Regions from separate parts of the Homo sapiens genome. Here regions 2 and 3 are each linked to region 1. Evidence: chromatin contacts called from ENCODE Hi-C or POLR2A ChIA-PET data. All regions are on one chromosome and are shown on one strand. Each heading gives the region's core, a stretch centred on a gene start or an enhancer-like site at or near the end of the contact. The rest is flanking DNA. Distances are from core to core; before and after follow the strand shown.

Region 1 (2,998 bases), core at 197-2,696:
AGGGGTTGGAGGGGGACCTCTCTCAGGCCTCTCCCACACCTCTCCAGCCCTCCCACCTCTCACACTCTGGGTCTTGCGTCTAGGCTCCGATTCTGGCGCGGGTTTGGCAGGGGACAGGCCTCCTGGGCTCTCAGGATATCTGAGGCCAGGCTGTTTGGTCGCAGGAGAGGGGGAAACCCCGGCCTGCTGTAGTGGGGGTTGGGCAGGGTCGGGGGAGTCCTGGGCCCTACCTGCCGACGGGCCTGACCTGTTCTTGGTGCTCCAAGTTCAGTGTTGTGGTCTGGTTACTGGGGAGATAAGGGACCAATGAGGACTGAGGACAGCGGCCAGGGAGGGACTGAGGCCGCGGGAGAAACTATGGGAGGAGGGGCGGAGAAGGATGCGAGGCGTAGACCTGCAGGGTTCCCACGGACTGAGAACTGATGGGCAAGGCCAGGCGCGGTGGCTCACGCCTGCAATCCCAGCATTTTGGGAGGCCGAGGCGGGCGCATCACTTGAGGTCACGAGTTCGAGACCAACCTGGCCAACATGGTGAAACCCCGTCTCTACTAAAAGTACAAAAAATTAGCCGGACATGGCGGCTCGTGCCTGTAATCCCAGCTACTCAGGAGGCTGGGGCAGGAGAATCGCTTGAACCCGGGAGGCGGAGGTTGCAGTGAGCCGAGATCCCGCCACTGCACTCCAGCCTGGGCGACAGAGCGAGACTCCGTCTCAAAAAACAAACAAACAAACAAACAAAACTGATGGGCGGCGAGGTCCTGAAAGGGGCGGAGCCGGGAGGGCCTGTGGAGCGGTGCTGCGGAGCCCTGAGAGGTGCACGGCTGTGAGGCCTGAGAGGGGCGTGCCGTAGGGAGCTGTGATGGGCGGGGCTGAGACCTGTGAGGAGAGTGAGTGGGAAGAACTTCGAGGGGCGGGGCTTCGGGGCCGGCGAGGGGAGGGGCACGGACACCAGTACAGGACGGGGCTTCGCAGACAGCGAGCGGAGGGGCTTCCCCGTAAGGGGCGGGCTTCGAGGGTCGCGTTTGGAAGGCCTTACGAGGGGCCCGGTGGAAGGGCGGTGAAGGGCGGGCTAATCGGGAGGCGCTCAGGCCTTGAAGGCCTGCGGGAGGTCGAAATGGTCCTGGGGAGGTCGAGGCTGAGGTCTCACTAGTACCGCGGGCCTGGAAGCGGCGGGAGTTGAAAGAGCCTGCGGTGACCTGTATGGAAGCCCTCGAAGCCAGGCCGAGGTCCTACAAGACGGAGCCCGAGAGGTGCCGGTCTTAAGCTGACTGTGACCACGTTAAATTAAGGATTCATAGGAAGGAAGGCGGTGTCGAAGCCGGGAGTTGCGCGGAGAAGGAGCGCTCAACACAGCCTCAGCGGTTCACTACGCAAGCGCGACCAACGGCTTCCCGGGAAGCAGCCAAAAACGCTTGGCCGCCTACCACGTCCGCGCGCTGGAGGGCGGAAGTGGGTGAGACCTCGGGCACTCCATACCGCCCCCCGGTTTCTGGCCACGCCCCCTCTGGTTACACCCACTCGCTCTGTAAGGCACGCCCCCTCCGCGGCGGCGGCTGCTGCCCACGTGGGCCTCCCCGGGCGGGCGGGCAGTGGGCGCCTCTCCCTGCAGGCTGGGTGTGCCCGAAGCCTGCGGTTTCCTGTGGGAGGAAGCGGCCTGCGTACGCTCAGCTCAGCTCATAATCTCGGAGGCCCAGGATGGGGAGATCCCGCCGCCACCCTCAGATCCTTTGATTCTTCCCCTTCTACATAGCCATAGTGCGGGGACCCCCCTAATATCCCCAGGGTACCCAAGCCTGGCGCCGATCCCACTCAGGGAACTTGATTCTGAGTCCTAGACTCGTGTTTTTCACCTCCCCGGCTCAAGTTTCCATCTTCCTAGCCCCTGGCTCCCCCTAGTCCTCTCAAGAAAGTGGAGCCCTCTTTTCCTGCTCCCCAAGAGGAACGTATGTCTCCCCAGCCCCTAATTTTTCCTTCAGTGACCCAGACTTTGCAACTTCCTTAGGGATCTGAGTGCGGACCCCAGTTTCTGTCTCTCAGGCACTTAAGTTTGAGACTACTTATTCTCCCCCAGGGACCCTCATTTTGGATTCCCAACTTTAGCCTTGAGACCCAATGGACCCAAGAATTTGCCCCTTCCCCAACTCCTAGAGATCCTGAATCAGGGTCCCCCAGTACTGACTCCACTCAGAGCCCCAATGCCTGATATGACTAGCACTACCCTAAGAACTGCCCTATAATGTATTTACTATTATCTCTATTTTTCAGATGAAGAGACTGAGGCATAGAGAAGTTATTAGTAACTTGCCAAAAATTACACAGCCATTGAGTAAAACAGCTTGGATTTTGAGTCCAACCAGTGTGGCTCTAGAGTCTGTGCTATACTGGTATTCCAGCTTCCAGGTCTTGGGGTACCCAGCCAAGCACTGAACTGTCCATCCCTCACCCCCTCAGGGAGCCCGAATCACCAACAGCTATCCCAAACCCAGCTCTGGCCCATCAGATACCCAGACATCCCATCATCCAGTTCCCTTCCCTGGATCCAGGATTTGAATTCCCCTGCTCTCAATTTATCAGAGTTCTGGGCACCTGGTCCCCTCCCAAGAGACTCGTGTACATAGTAGTCATCACCCCGACCCTAATTTAATATCCCCAAAATTAATAATAATAGTTAACAGTAAACCTTTGGGGCCAGGCACAGTGTCTTACGCCTGTAATCCCATCATTTTGGGAGGCCAAGGCAGGCAGATCACTGGAGGTCAGGAGTTCGAGGCCAGCCTGGCCAACATGGAGAAACCCCCGTCTCTACTAAAAATACAAAAATTGGCTGGGCGTGGTGGCGGGCACCTGTAATCCCAGCTACTCAGGAGGCTGAGGCAGGAGAATCGCTTGAACCGGGAGGTGGAGGTTGCAGTGAGCTGAGATCATGCCACTGCACTCCAGCCTGGATGACAGAGCAAGACTCCATCTCAAAAAAAAAATAAAAATCTTTGGTACTACA
Region 2 (2,836 bases), core at 245-2,744, 1.0 Mb before region 1:
CACCGACTTCCAGAGGGTGCGTTTCTGCAAGGTGGTGGCGGCCCCTCCGCTGCCGGGGGCCGCTCGCTGACCGCGCCCGCCGGACCGCGGCCTCCGCGCTCTGCACTAACCTCCCACCGCCTCGCTCCTCTGTCCTCTGCTTCTGCCACACTCCAGCCAGGAGAGGGTTAAATCTAAGGGGGGAGGAGCCAGGGTCTGCGAGCCGGGCGGGGCCAGGGCAGTAGTCGGGTGCAGGCCCCACCAACGGGGGACGTCACGGCACTGGGACGGCTGGGACGCTTCCGCGTTAGTCTCCCATGGAGGCCCTGGGCGGCTCGAGCCAGTCTTCAGGCCGAATCTCCCGCCTCCAGGATTGCATCCGAGGCCTGGCAGCCGGTGACACTTCCGAAGGGCTTGAATTACTCGGGCGCCAGCCCTGTCGTATTAAACGCAGTGCTTCCGCTCACCCTTGAACTGTGTTTCTGGAGGGGGCAGGCTGGGTCGCTGTGCTTGGCGGGCTTTTCTGTGGCGGAAGAGGCGGAAGGAAGGGGTCTTCCTCCACCCTTCTGATCCGTCTTCCCTCCCCCCTCCCGCAGGCCTCCCCGAATTCCTGAAGACGCTGCTGGGAGGGGACTGAAGCTTCCCCGCCTTGATGGGGAGGGGGCGTGAGGAGGGGTTTATCTGGATTTCCAGGCTGTGTTCTTTCTACCCCAGAGCCTAGTCTGGACCCCTTGGCTCTAGGGAGAGGGAAAAGCTGACCGTTGGGGAGGAGCTGGGAGAAGGGGCGCGATTGCGGTGAGGGGCGGAGCTGGAACCTCGGGGCCTGAGGTGCTGAGGATACCTGAAAGCGGGCTGAGAGTGTGCTGGAGGAGGCGGGTCCCGCGGGGGCGGAGCTAGGCTGCCTGGGCGGGGCCGGAATCCTGACAGGCGGAGTTAGAGCGGGGGGCGGGGTCAGCGCGCGCGGGTGGGGCTCTGGCCATGGGCATGGGGCGGGGCCGTCAGCGGGGGCGTGGTCGGGGTGTCGCGCGGGAACCCGCGCGGGAGGAGAGCGGGGATTCCGGAACTAGAGTGTGGGAGCCAGAGGCCGTAGCGGGCAGGGCTCGAGCACTGGAGTAGAGCAGTCCGACAGGTAGAGAAGTGAGACTGGCTGCGGCACAGGGCGGGTTAGGGCTCCAGGCAGGGCTTGAGCGGGACGAGGGGGCGGGCTCCGAGGCGGGCTAGATGCCTGGGCTGGATGAAGTCCGAGTCTGGGAAGAGAACCGTGTTGTGGCGGGAGGAGGCGGTGATTGGGGTGGTGGGGCTAAGCGCGGGGGCGGGGCTGGAGCGAGGGGGGCGGGGTAGCACCTCCGCCTGTCGGTGGTGGGGCGGAGGCTGGAGGGGGTGGGCCTAGGATGCGGAGGCGGCAGCTCGCGTGGGGGCGTGACCATGCTGGCGGGGGCGGGGCCGGAGGCGGGCGGTTTAGAGAGCGGGGCGGTCTGCGGGGTGGGGGCGGGGCCTGGTGGGGGCGGGGCCTGTGCGGTCTGCGGCGCGGAGCCGAGTGGGCTGCGGGGATGCGGGGGACCAGCTGCGTGGGCGGCGGCGCCGAGAGCCCCGGAGGCGCGGGGCTGAGCGAGGGCCCGCGGGGGCGCTGGCTGCGCTTGGCTCCGGTATGCGCCTACTTCCTCTGCGTCTCGCTAGCTGCCGTGCTGCTCGCCGTGTACTACGGTCTCATCTGGGTACCCACGCGGTCTCCCGCGGCACCCGCCGGCCCACAGCCCAGCGCGCCGTCCCCTCCGTGTGCTGCCCGCCCGGGCGTGCCGCCTGTCCCGGCGCCCGCCGCTGCCTCCCTCTCCTGCCTCCTGGGAGTCCCCGGCGGGCCGCGACCCCAGCTCCAGCTGCCGCTGAGCCGCCGCCGCCGCTACAGCGACCCTGACCGCCGTCCGAGCCGCCAGACACCCAGAGAGACGCCAGAGGCCGCGGAGGGGCGAAGACCCGGGTAACTCTCCCTTCCACCCCAACCCGGATCGCCAGCCCTCGAGAGCTCTGTGCTCCACGCCGAGGATGCACCGTCTCTGGATTGGTCCGGCCTTCTTCCTAATGACATCGCTCAGCGTCTCTGGAGCCGTCATCCCGCGGAATGGGGGCCCAGGGGGTGTCAGCTCGGGGCCTTGCCTCTTGCAGCTACTCTGTGGTCAGGCCGGGTCCTCCACCATCAGGAAGATCCCATCCTGAGCTCTGTCTCCTGCCCCTCCTGCTGTGGGATGCTGAGCACAGAGCCCACAGCCCATCTGCCTCTTCACCTCCCTGAATCCGTGTCCATCTGCAATAAACGACAGCCTCGGCTGCCTCGTGCTGTGTCTGTCCTGTTGTCTGCAGAGATGCCTCCCCTCCCAAGTTTGTGTGGGAAAGACCTTCCTGGGGTGTGGCCTTTGTCTGTTTTGTCCCGGGTGGGCTGTTCCCCTTCCTTAAGGAGCTCTTCTTTTCTTGGAGTAGGGAGAAGCAGCTTAGCAGCAGCAGGGCCTTTGAAGGTCAGACAGTGGGAAGGGCTTCCCAGTTTTTTGTGTGCTTGGAGCAAAGGACAAATGTCTCTGGGGAGAAGCAGAGTGTCTGCCCTCGTGTTACAGCACAGGAGACAAGAGGAGGGGTGGGGTGATATAGGACAATAGCTGGGGTTCTGGGAATTGCTGTTGGTGTAATTATCATGTCAGGGACAGAGGCTGAATCACCCAGGGATCTCAGTTGGCTGCCGAGAGGGAACGATGCTGGCCCACTTCCTGGGGTCAGAGAGATGAGAGTGGATGGCGGCGGCGGTGGTGTTGCTTCTCAGCCTGTCTGGAAATCTCAGAGCCAATGACCAAAGCGCTGTGCTGCCTTGGAA
Region 3 (3,040 bases), core at 258-2,757, 1.1 Mb before region 1:
TCCTGACCTTGTGATCCACCTGCCTCGGCCTCCCAAAGTGCTGGGATTACAGGCATGAGCCACTGCGCCTGGCCAGTTATTTATTTTTTTGAGACGTAGTCTTGCTCTGTCGCCCAGGCTGGAGTGCAATGGCACGATCTCAGCTCACTGCAACCTCTGCCTCCCGGGTTTAAGCGATTCTCCTGCTTCAGCCTGTAGCTGGGATTACAGGTGTTACAGGTGCCCGCCACCATGCCTGGCTAATTTTTGTATTTTTTAGTAGAGACAGGGTTTCACCACGTTGGTCAGGCTGGTCTCAAACTCCTGACCTCGGGTGATCCACCCGCCTCGGACTCCCAAAGTGCTGGGATTACAGGCGTGAGCCACGGCGCCCGGCCTATTTTATTTTGAGACGGAGTCTCTCGTTCTGTCGCCCAGGCTGCAGTGCAGTGGTGCAATCTCGGCTTACTGCAACCTCTGCCTCCCGGGTTCAAGCGATGCTCCTGCCTCAGCCTCCCAAGTAGCTGGGATTACAGGCGCCCGCCACCATGCCTGGCTAATTTTTGTATATGTATATTTTTTGAGACGGAGTCTCCCTGTGTCGCCCAGGCTAGAGTGCAGTGGAGCGATCTCGGCTCACTGCAAGCTCCGCCCCCGGGGTTCACGCCATTCTCCTGGCTCAGTCTCCGGAGTAGCTCGGACTACAGGCGCCCGCCACCACGCCGGGCTGATTTTTTTTGTATTTTTAGTAGAGACGGGGTTTCACCATGTTGGCAAGGATGGTCTCGAATTCCTGGCCTCAAGTGATCCGCCCTCCTCGGCCTCCCAAAGTGCTGGGATTACAAGCGTGAGCCACTGCGCCCAGCATTTTATTTTATTTTCGAGAAGGGGTCTGCTCTGTCGTCTAGGCTGCAGTGCGGTGGCATGATCTCGGCTCACTGCAACCTCTGCCTCCCCGGTTCAAGCGATTCTCCTGCTTCAGCCTCCCGAGTTGCTGGGATTACAGGCGCGCGCCACCACAACCGGCTAATTTTTTTTGTAGAGACGGGATTTCACAATGTTGGCCAGACTGATCTCGAACTTCTGACCTCAGGTGATCCGCCCGCCTCGGCCTCCCAAGGTGCTGGGATTACAAGTGTGAGCCACCGCCCACGGCCGGTAGAACATCTGAAGCTTCTAAAGCGAACTCTAAGGTTTCATTGGCACGAGGGGGCTCGAACCACGCCAGGCTTCCAGGCGTCAGTGCCCAGTGCTTGGCATCTACTGATAGAAACCAGGAATGAGGGGCTGGAGGCGGAAACAGCTTGAAGAAAGAGGTAGAGGCCAGGGAGTGAGGACGGTGTCTCCTTTTCCTGGAAGTTGGTAATTCAGGCAGAAGGAAGTTGGATGAGCTTGCGGAACACCCGGGGGGCCAGTCGGCCCCGCTCCCGCATCCATCGCGGAGGCGCGGCCCCTTTAAGGCTCCCGGAAACGGTCCCACAGGACCGGAAGTGACCCTCTTTATTTCCCTTCCTCACGTGGTGCAGGCAGGAAGTGACGCGCCTGGCCCGGGAGCTGCGGTCGCAGAGGCCGACGGAGCCGGAGTCGCGGACGCCGCGGGGTCTCCGGGACAGGTGACCTGGGGGAGGGGGCCGGGAGCGCGCCCAGAGAAGGCGGGGCCTGAAGCCCCACGTGGCGGGGAGTGCGAACAGGCCCGGGCGGGGTCGGAGTTCTCTGCGGGGGGCGGGGACAGGACGCCCACATGGGAAGCTGGAGGGGCGCTGGCGGGGCGGGCCGTTGGGTGGGTGGGCAGGGTCGGGGCGGGGCGTGGCCAGAGCCTGGGCCGGCGGCTGTGGGCGGGACCTAAAAGTTGTGGCTGGACTGTGGGCGGGGCCATAGTGTTGCTTGTTCAGCTGTGTGGCGGGGCTCGGACGCCGGGCGGAAGCTCTGTGGGCGGGGCCAGAAAGTTTTGCCTTACTGGAAGTGGGTCCAGATTCTTGGCCGGGACGTTGGGGGCGGACCCAGAGGCTGACGCAATGGCGGGGGCGGGGCCACAATGTAGTGGGGGAGCCAGGGGGCGGGGCCAGGGTGCTGGCGGGGAATGCTGGGGGTGGAGCCAGAAAGTTTCGTCTGAGCCACGGGCGCGGCCAGAGCGTTGGCCGGGAGGCGGGGAAGCGGGGAGTTGAGCCAGAACCCTGGGGAAGCCATGGGCGGGGCCAGATGCTGACGCAACGAGGTGTGGGAGGGAGTCAGGGGGCGTGTCCAGGAGGTTGGCCAGGCCAATCGGAGGCGGGGCCAGAGGGTTGACTGGGCAGGCCGGGGGCGGGGCTGGAATAATAATAAGAGATGGTAGGGGCGGGTGTAGGCTGTTGCCTGCGAGCCAGGAGGCGGGGAAAGAGCGTGGCTGGGAAAGTCGGGAGCGGGGCCACATTAATGGCCCATGGGTGGGGGCGGGGCCAGAAGTCTGGCGGGAAAGGCGGGGCCAGAAAGTTTTTTCCCGAGCCGTGGGCGGGGCCAGAGCGGTTTCCAGGATGTCGGGGACGTGGCCCTGGCATTCCCAGCCGGATTGAGGCTGGAGCTTTGCACAGAAAATCTGGGGCGGGCCTGGGTAGTTTTGTCCTTGTTGGGGCGGGTGGAGTATTCAGTGGGGCAAAACGCCAGTTCCAGGAAGCCTCGCCAGTGAGTTCTGGGCCTGTGTACAGAATCCTTTCGGGGGAGGCGGGAGGCTGTCGACCTTCCGTAGGGCGCTGGAGACGGGACTAGGACGTCCCTGAGGAAGGCGCGGGCTTGGAATGTTCTCTGAGAGCTTGGGCAGCCAATAAGAGTGGGGTTCGGACTTTCTTTGAGCGTGGGATTGGGAATGTTTCTGAACCTTACCTGGTGGAGCTAGAATATTCGCCTGGATATGAGAGGCACCAGGATGAGCACAGGGAGGTGGGTCTGGAACTTTCTTTTGCAGGCTGGTTGGAGGGGTTGTAGTTGGAACTCTCTTGAGATAGGGAACCCGGGCTAACACTCATACCACAGGGTGTGGCGGCTGGCCTAGAATCAGCCTTTGGAGGAGAGCAGTGTTGGATACTTA

What was found. Hi-C counts contacts between places; a loop is a spot of excess contacts on that map. ChIA-PET counts read pairs that join two places held with the same protein, here RNA polymerase II (POLR2A). Pooled maps may share reads with other maps.
Region 2: a map of CD8-positive, alpha-beta T cell shows a loop between it and region 1 (10-fold over the local background). The contact joins the promoter of INAFM1 here to the promoter of ODAD1 in region 1. A Hi-C loop is called at or near these places in 1 of 168 maps with a recorded cell type or tissue (CD8-positive, alpha-beta T cell), 4 of 37 single-sample maps with no recorded cell type and 13 of 50 pooled maps. POLR2A ChIA-PET finds 5 or more read pairs at or near these places in 1 of 52 experiments (WTC11).
Region 3: a map of naive thymus-derived CD4-positive, alpha-beta T cell shows a loop between it and region 1 (18-fold over the local background). The contact joins the promoter of CCDC9 here to the promoter of ODAD1 in region 1. A Hi-C loop is called at or near these places in 3 of 168 maps with a recorded cell type or tissue (naive thymus-derived CD4-positive, alpha-beta T cell and posterior vena cava), 6 of 37 single-sample maps with no recorded cell type and 12 of 50 pooled maps. POLR2A ChIA-PET finds 5 or more read pairs at or near these places in 2 of 52 experiments (B cell and WTC11).

Annotation. Positions count from the first base shown.
Region 1 is chr19:48,320,525-48,323,522 of GRCh38, forward strand. ODAD1 (outer dynein arm docking complex subunit 1) reads right to left here and starts at 1,447. Exons shown (of 16, transcript NM_001364171.2): 1 at 1,154-1,447; 2 at 248-287. LOC124904735 (a long non-coding RNA gene) reads left to right here and starts at 944. Exons shown (of 2, transcript XR_007067284.1): 1 at 944-1,453; 2 at 2,266-2,998. RefSeq lists silencers at 832-951, 1,422-1,711 and enhancers at 1,062-1,301, 1,308-1,602, 1,822-1,881, 1,892-1,951.
Region 2 is chr19:47,273,391-47,276,226 of GRCh38, forward strand. It overlaps INAFM1 (InaF motif containing 1), which reads left to right and starts at 1,495. Exons shown (of 1, transcript NM_178511.6): 1 at 1,495-2,333. The coding sequence starts at 1,530. The coding sequence ends at 1,958. It also overlaps a transcript of CCDC9 not described here. RefSeq lists silencers at 1-186, 797-1,056, 1,417-1,866.
Region 3 is chr19:47,255,018-47,258,057 of GRCh38, forward strand. CCDC9 (coiled-coil domain containing 9) reads left to right here and starts at 1,508. Exons shown (of 12, transcript NM_015603.3): 1 at 1,508-1,592. RefSeq lists an enhancer at 857-1,766 and silencers at 1,657-1,766, 1,977-2,216, 2,257-2,306.